Linked DNA regions of Homo sapiens: region 1 is linked to region 2. A link is an interaction called in ENCODE POLR2A ChIA-PET data of the cell type or tissue named here. Cell type or tissue: Caco-2. All regions are shown on one strand. Each heading gives the region's core, and the rest is flanking DNA. Links, peaks and the distances in the headings are about the cores only. Region 1 overlaps ATP13A2 (ATPase cation transporting 13A2). Region 2 overlaps ARHGEF10L (Rho guanine nucleotide exchange factor 10 like).

What was found. Peaks named below come from ENCODE experiments on the same cell type or tissue, not always from the same donor. Only the 100,000 strongest peaks of a DNase experiment are listed, where the experiment ranks them.
Region 1: POLR2A ChIA-PET joins it to region 2 with 5 read pairs; 2 of 35 experiments call an interaction of 5 or more read pairs at or near these places.

Annotation. Positions count from the first base shown.
Region 1 is chr1:17,003,663-17,006,563 of GRCh38, forward strand. It overlaps ATP13A2 (ATPase cation transporting 13A2), which reads right to left. Exons shown (of 29, transcript NM_022089.4): 2 at 2,022-2,116; 3 at 1,712-1,894; 4 at 1,352-1,410; 5 at 1,030-1,159; 6 at 670-749. Among named protein-coding and RNA genes, the nearest start is that of ATP13A2, 6.8 kb to the right of the region's middle. In Caco-2, for the core only: no CTCF peak of the experiment used is centred there; a DNase peak (open chromatin) is centred at 1,486.
Region 2 is chr1:17,578,773-17,581,673 of GRCh38, forward strand. ARHGEF10L (Rho guanine nucleotide exchange factor 10 like) reads left to right here. Exons shown (of 29, transcript NM_018125.4): 2 at 1,781-1,860. The coding sequence starts at 1,824. Among named protein-coding and RNA genes, the nearest start is that of ARHGEF10L, 41 kb to the left of the region's middle. RefSeq lists an enhancer at 2,625-2,901. In Caco-2, for the core only: no CTCF peak of the experiment used is centred there; a DNase peak (open chromatin) is centred at 1,639; H3K4me3 peaks cover 694 bases.

The sequences.
Region 1 (2,901 bases), core at 204-2,703, 580 kb before region 2:
TTTCTTTTTTTTTTTTTTTGAGATGGAGTCATGCTCTGTCATCCAGGCTAGAGTGCAGTGGCGCGATGTTGGCTCACTGCAACCTCTGCCGCCCAGGTTCAAGCGATTTTCCTGCCTCAGCCTCCCAAGTAGCTGGGATTACAGGCACATGCCATCACGCCCAGCTAATTTTTGTGTTTTTAGTAGAGATGGGGTTTCAGCATCTTGGCCAGGCTGATCTTGAACTCCTGACCTCGTGATCCACCTGTCTTGGCTTCCCAAAGTGCTGGGATTACAGGGGTGAGCCACCGCACCCAGCCTGAGCTCATGTTTCTTAAGCCTTTTGTAGGTGGCAGAGCAGTGACTAAACCCCAAGCAGACAGTCTGAGTACAGAGCTGATAGTCTGATTCACAGTGGTGTCACAACCTCAGATCACATTCGGTGCCAAGCTCTACATAAATTATTATCTATTTCACCATCAAAACAATCCTAGGAGGCAGAAGTTATCTTCATGCCCTATTTATAGACAGAGATCCCAGGCCTGGAGGGGCTCAGTAACCTGCCCAAGGTTTCAGACAGCAAAAGCATCAGAGCTGAGAGGGGAGCCCAGGCCATGCCATGCCACCGTCTGTGCCCAAACCAGTGCCACTCTGGGAGGTGACATGAGCCACACAGGCCCTGACTCCTACCTGACCTGGTAGAAGGCTTGCTGGGTCTCGATCCAGATATAGCGCTGGCCCTGGAAGAGGTAATACCGCAGCACCCGCTTCTGGGTGGGAGAGAGGAGAGGATGGGTTGGAAGCTGGCCCCGGCCCCAGAAGCAGTGTGCTTATGCTGGGAGCCGAGGGATGGGGGTAGGGGGCAGGGACTGGTGTCACCAGACAGAGAGGTGGGGAGAGGCCTGAAAGTGTAAACGTGCTCAGACAGCATCCTGGATGTTTGGGACAACAGAACTAAAAGGTGGTGGGAGAACATGAAGTCTGACTCTCCCATTGCACAGATCATGAAACCGAGGCCGAGAGAGGGGCAAGGACTTTTTCAGAACCCACCTGTCCGACACTCACCGCCTCCTCGCTCTTGTGGAGCTGGGCCGTATCCTTCCAGGCACCCTCTGGTACCGCCCCAACTGCCGCCTGGCTCCGGCCATCCTCTGCCTGGGACTGTGGGGACGGCTCCAGGCTGGGGAAGCAGGTGAGGGTTACTCTCGAGCTCTGGGAGCTGCCCTGGCACCTCCCTGTGCTCACAGAGCCATCTTCCCTCCCTAGGATGGGAGGCGCCAGAGTCAGCCTTTATGGGGGGGCCGAGGGTTGGGGAAGTTGGGGAGGCCAGGGTAGCAGGGGCTTCTGGGAAGGGGCAATGGGGCTGCCTCACCTGCCCTCGCCGATGGCCTCAGTCTGCACCTGGACAGTGAAGAGCTGCCAGGAACTATCCTGGAACACAGAGGTATGGACTCAGTCTCAGAAGAGTCCCCTCCCCTCCCAGGCCCTGTCCTACAGCCAGGCGGCCCCTGCTGGAGAAGGCAGAAATCAAGGCTATGGAGAGCCCTCCAGAAACCACCCGACCCGTCCCTTCTGCCCAATGCTCAGATGGGAAAGCTGAGGTCCAGAGAAGAGCGGGACCTGCCTAATGTCCCATGGAAAGTCAGTGGCCGGGTTGGCACCCAAGCATCCTCCACCCCCGACCCTGACCCTCACTGCGCTTCTCTAGCCCCAGGCTCAGCCTGACTCTCACCTCTTTGTCTCTTATTTCGATAACGAGTGTTTCGGCGTGGGCCAGGTTGCAGGGCCGGAGCCGCAGCCGCACCCCCCACAGGGGCTTCCAACGGAAGAGCAGCAAAGGGATCCCAGCCATCATCCAGACCACGACGTGATAGCCGATGACCCTCCATGGACTGCCACAGTAGCCGCTGAGCCTCTGCGAACGCAGCGAGAGAGGGCCCAGGTCGGGGTGGGAACGGGGCTGGAGTAGGAAGTTGGGGTGTCTGGGTGGGCCTGGGCATTCACCCCCTGCAGCTTTTCCCCACCCCACTCTGCCCACTTACCACGGATGAAACTGAGGAGCTGAGGGGATCTATTGATGTCCCTATCGTCAGGGTCCCATAACCGGTGGGCGTGCTGCCCACGAGAGGGCTGCTGTCTGTGGACAGAAAAGAGAAAGGTCATTTGGGGAGGCACCTTCTCCTCTTGCTTCCTTAAAAACAATAAACATCAGCCTGGGCGCGGTGGCTCACGCCTGTAATCCCAGCACTTTGGGAGGCCGAGGCGGGTGGATCACCTGAGGTTAGAAGTTCGAGATCAACCTGGCTAACATGGTGAAACCCATCTCTACTAAAAATAAAAAAAATTAGCCGGGCGTGGCAGCGCGTGCCTGTAATCTCAGCTACTCAGGAGGCTGAGGCAGGGGAATCACTTGAACCTGGGAGGTAGAGGTTGCAGTGAGGCAAGATCACACCACTGCACCCCTGCCTGAGCAACAGAGTGAGACTCCATCTCAAAAAACTAAACAAAACAAAACACAAAACAGTAAGCACCTGGTCTGACAGAGCCCAAAGCTCATGTCTTCCTGTGTCCTTTATCTGGCTCTTCTTTCCGTCGGTTCTTACTTACCGTATCTTTTTTTTTTTTTTGAGACGGAGTGTCACTCTGTCACCCAGGCTGGAGTGCAGTCACTTGATCTCAGCTCACTGCAACCTTTGCCTCCCAGGTTCAAGCGATTCTCCTGCCTCAGCCTCCCGAGTAGCTGGGATTATAGGCATGCACCACCATGCCCAGCTAATTTTTGTATTTTTAGTAGAGATGGGGTTTCACCATGTTGGCCAGGCTGGTCTCGAACTCCTGACCTCAAGTGATCTGCCCACTTTGGCCTCCCAAAGTGCTGGGATTACAGGCATGAGCCACCGTGCTTGGCCAGTAGTGTCTTGT
Region 2 (2,901 bases), core at 299-2,798:
AAAAAAGTGGGGTTGATTTCTATGTATTAGTACTATTCTGAAATCATCACTGAGATTTAGGTTAAAAAGGCAGTTGCAGCACTGTGAGTGCTGTGTGCTCCTTCTGTATGAAACAAGGCATATCTGCAGATATGCAAGTTGGCCCATGCATGGGAGAGTTCTGGAAGGATTCTTGAGAAGTCAGTAACAGTCATCTCTTCTGGGGGACTGGGGGATTAGGGCAACCAGGGTGGGAGGTTGACTAACTTTTTTTTTTTTAATTTTTTGAGACAGAGTCTTGCTCTGTTTCCCAGACTGGAGTGCGGTGGCACGGTCTTGGCTCACTGCAACCTCCGCCTCCCACGTTCAAGTGATTCTCCTGCCTCAGCCTACTGAGTAGCTGGGATTAAAGGCATGTGCCACCATGCCCAGCTAATTTTTGTATTTTTAGTAGAGATGGAGTTTCACCACGTTGGCCAGGCTGGTCTCGAACTCCTGACCTGAAGTGATCCGCCCACCTCAGCCTCCCAAAGTGCTGAGATACAGGCGTGAGACACTGTGCCCGGCTCGGAGACTAACTTTTCATTGTCTACCTGTTGTATCGTTTGAGTCTTGAAAGGTGCTAGAGTGTAGTAGCTGCTTCTAAGCACAGACTCCAGAGCCCCATGGCCTGGGTTCGAACCCTGGCTCTTCCTAGCTGTGTGATCTTGGGCAAGTTACTTAACCATTCTTGGTCTCATTTTCTCATTTATAATTTGGAATAATAGACGTTAATATTTGTAAAGTGCTTAAAATTATGTCTGAGGTATCGTTGGCAATGCAAGAATGTCTACTGTTACTAATATTGCCATTAACCTGCATTTCATTTTTGTTTAGTAAGCCAGTTTAATAAAAATAAAGCCTTTAGGAATGGAAAGGAAAACAGGAACACAGCCGGTTTGTGGCCTGGGCAGATTAGACCAGGGGGCTGGGTGCTTTCCCTCCAGGGTGCATTCTCTCCTCCACAAGATGTCTAGGAGGACAGCCCCCAGTGCACAATTGAAGGTGACAGTAGGGAGCGGGGGCAGGGTTGGCTCCAGGGCCCAGGAAGCCCACCGGAGGCATCAGCCTTTTGCTTATGTGAGCTCCCACTGTGAGGGGAGGGCGGTGCCACCTTGGGCCAGGAGGAACTGTGCCCCCACGCTGAGCATTTGGGATTCTGTCCCTGTCTTATGCCATTGGCCTCTGGAGCCATTGCTTTCCTCACACCCATGTGCCAAGGCCAGGTTACCTCCTGCCTGCTGGTCAACCCATGGGGCAGGACAGGAAGAGGCAGAGTCAGAGTGGCCTTCAGCAGGGCTACCGGAAGGGACTGACAGGAGTGGGCAGACCTAAGGGAGCCCATGCTTCCTGGGCAGCCAGGAGGAGGAAGTATCCAGCCCCATTTGTGACAGTCAGGTGTGATCTGATTCCTGGAAGGTTGGGGGCTGAGCATGATCCTGGACTCTGGGGCCAGATTTCACCTGTAAGCCAGAGGGGATGAGGACGGACACCCAGCAGGTCCCTGCAGGTCCCTTGGCACTGGCAACAGGAAGGTCTGTGGCTGCAGGGTTTTCTGGGAAGAAGGATTTGGGCTGCACAGCTGCTGATGTTTCTATGGGTTAATGATTTATGAAGGCTGGAGGCTGGGGCCTTTCTGGGGCTGCCCTGTGCTCTGAGAGCCACTGGGCTGAAGCACAGGTTGTGAGCCAGTGACTTGTCTCAGTAGCTGAAACTGCAGCCCTGACTCCAGCTAATGCGATTTCTGGTCTTCTTTCCACAGGTGTGTAGCTGGGACGGTGCTGGTCTGAGCTGGACCTTGTCTGATGGCTTCCTCCAACCCTCCTCCACAGCCTGCCATAGGTACCGTACCCAGGGCTTCCTGTCCCTCTCATCCTTTCTTAGAAGGGGGCCGCTGGGGGCCGGCGGAGGGCCTTGCTCTGGAGCAGCATGGCGCCGGGTGGGAAGTCTGCTCTGCTGGCTGCTGGCCCTGCCTGGGCCGCATCCTCTATCTCACGTTCCTTGTCTACAAAATAGAAGTAACTTTCTGCTCACGGAGGAGGCTCTGAGCAAGGGTCAATCCTTTTCCTGTCTCCCTGAGATCCGCCGGAGAGGTGAACACACGGGGGTCTCAGGCTGAAGCTTATAAATCAGGGGTGAGGAACTGAGGTTGGAGGAGAGGGTTGCGCCATAGGGTCAGGCCGTTGAACAGTGGTAGCATTGCCGCATTTAGTGAAAAAAAGAGAAAGTAAAAGAAAAATACAGCCAGGCATGGTGTCTCATGCCTGTAATCCCAGCACTTTGGGAGGCCGAGGCGGGCAGATCACTTGAGGTCACGAGTTCGGGACCAGCCTGGCCAACATGGTGAAATCCCATCTCTACAAAAATACAAAAATTAGCTGGGTATGGTGTGGCACTTGTAATCTCAGCTACTTGAGAGGCTGAGGCAGGAGAATTGCTTGAACCTGGGAGATGGAGGTTGCAGTGAGCCAAGATCACACCACTGCACTCCAGCCTGGGTGACAGAGCAAGACTGTCTCAAAAAAAAAAAAAAAAAAAAAAAGAAAAGAGAAAAAGAAAAATACATACTTATACTAACAAAATTATTCGTCGTTTATCTGAAATTCAAGTCTGTGTCCTGTATGTTATTTGGCAACCCTGGCACTGGGGCCTCAGACACTGCAGGTGGAATCCAGGCCCCGCCTGGGAGGAAATGGGCCCAGGGCTGTTTCACCCAGGCAGCAGCTTCCTGTCCTCTTGTATCACTATGAGAGAGGCAGAATTGCAGATGGTAATGAGTGAGGGCTTTGTCCTCAGCCCCATCTGAGTTTGAATCCTGACCCTGCCACTTAGACTGTGGGGCTGGTTAAGTGACATGTTGTCTCTGTGGCTTAGTTTCATCAT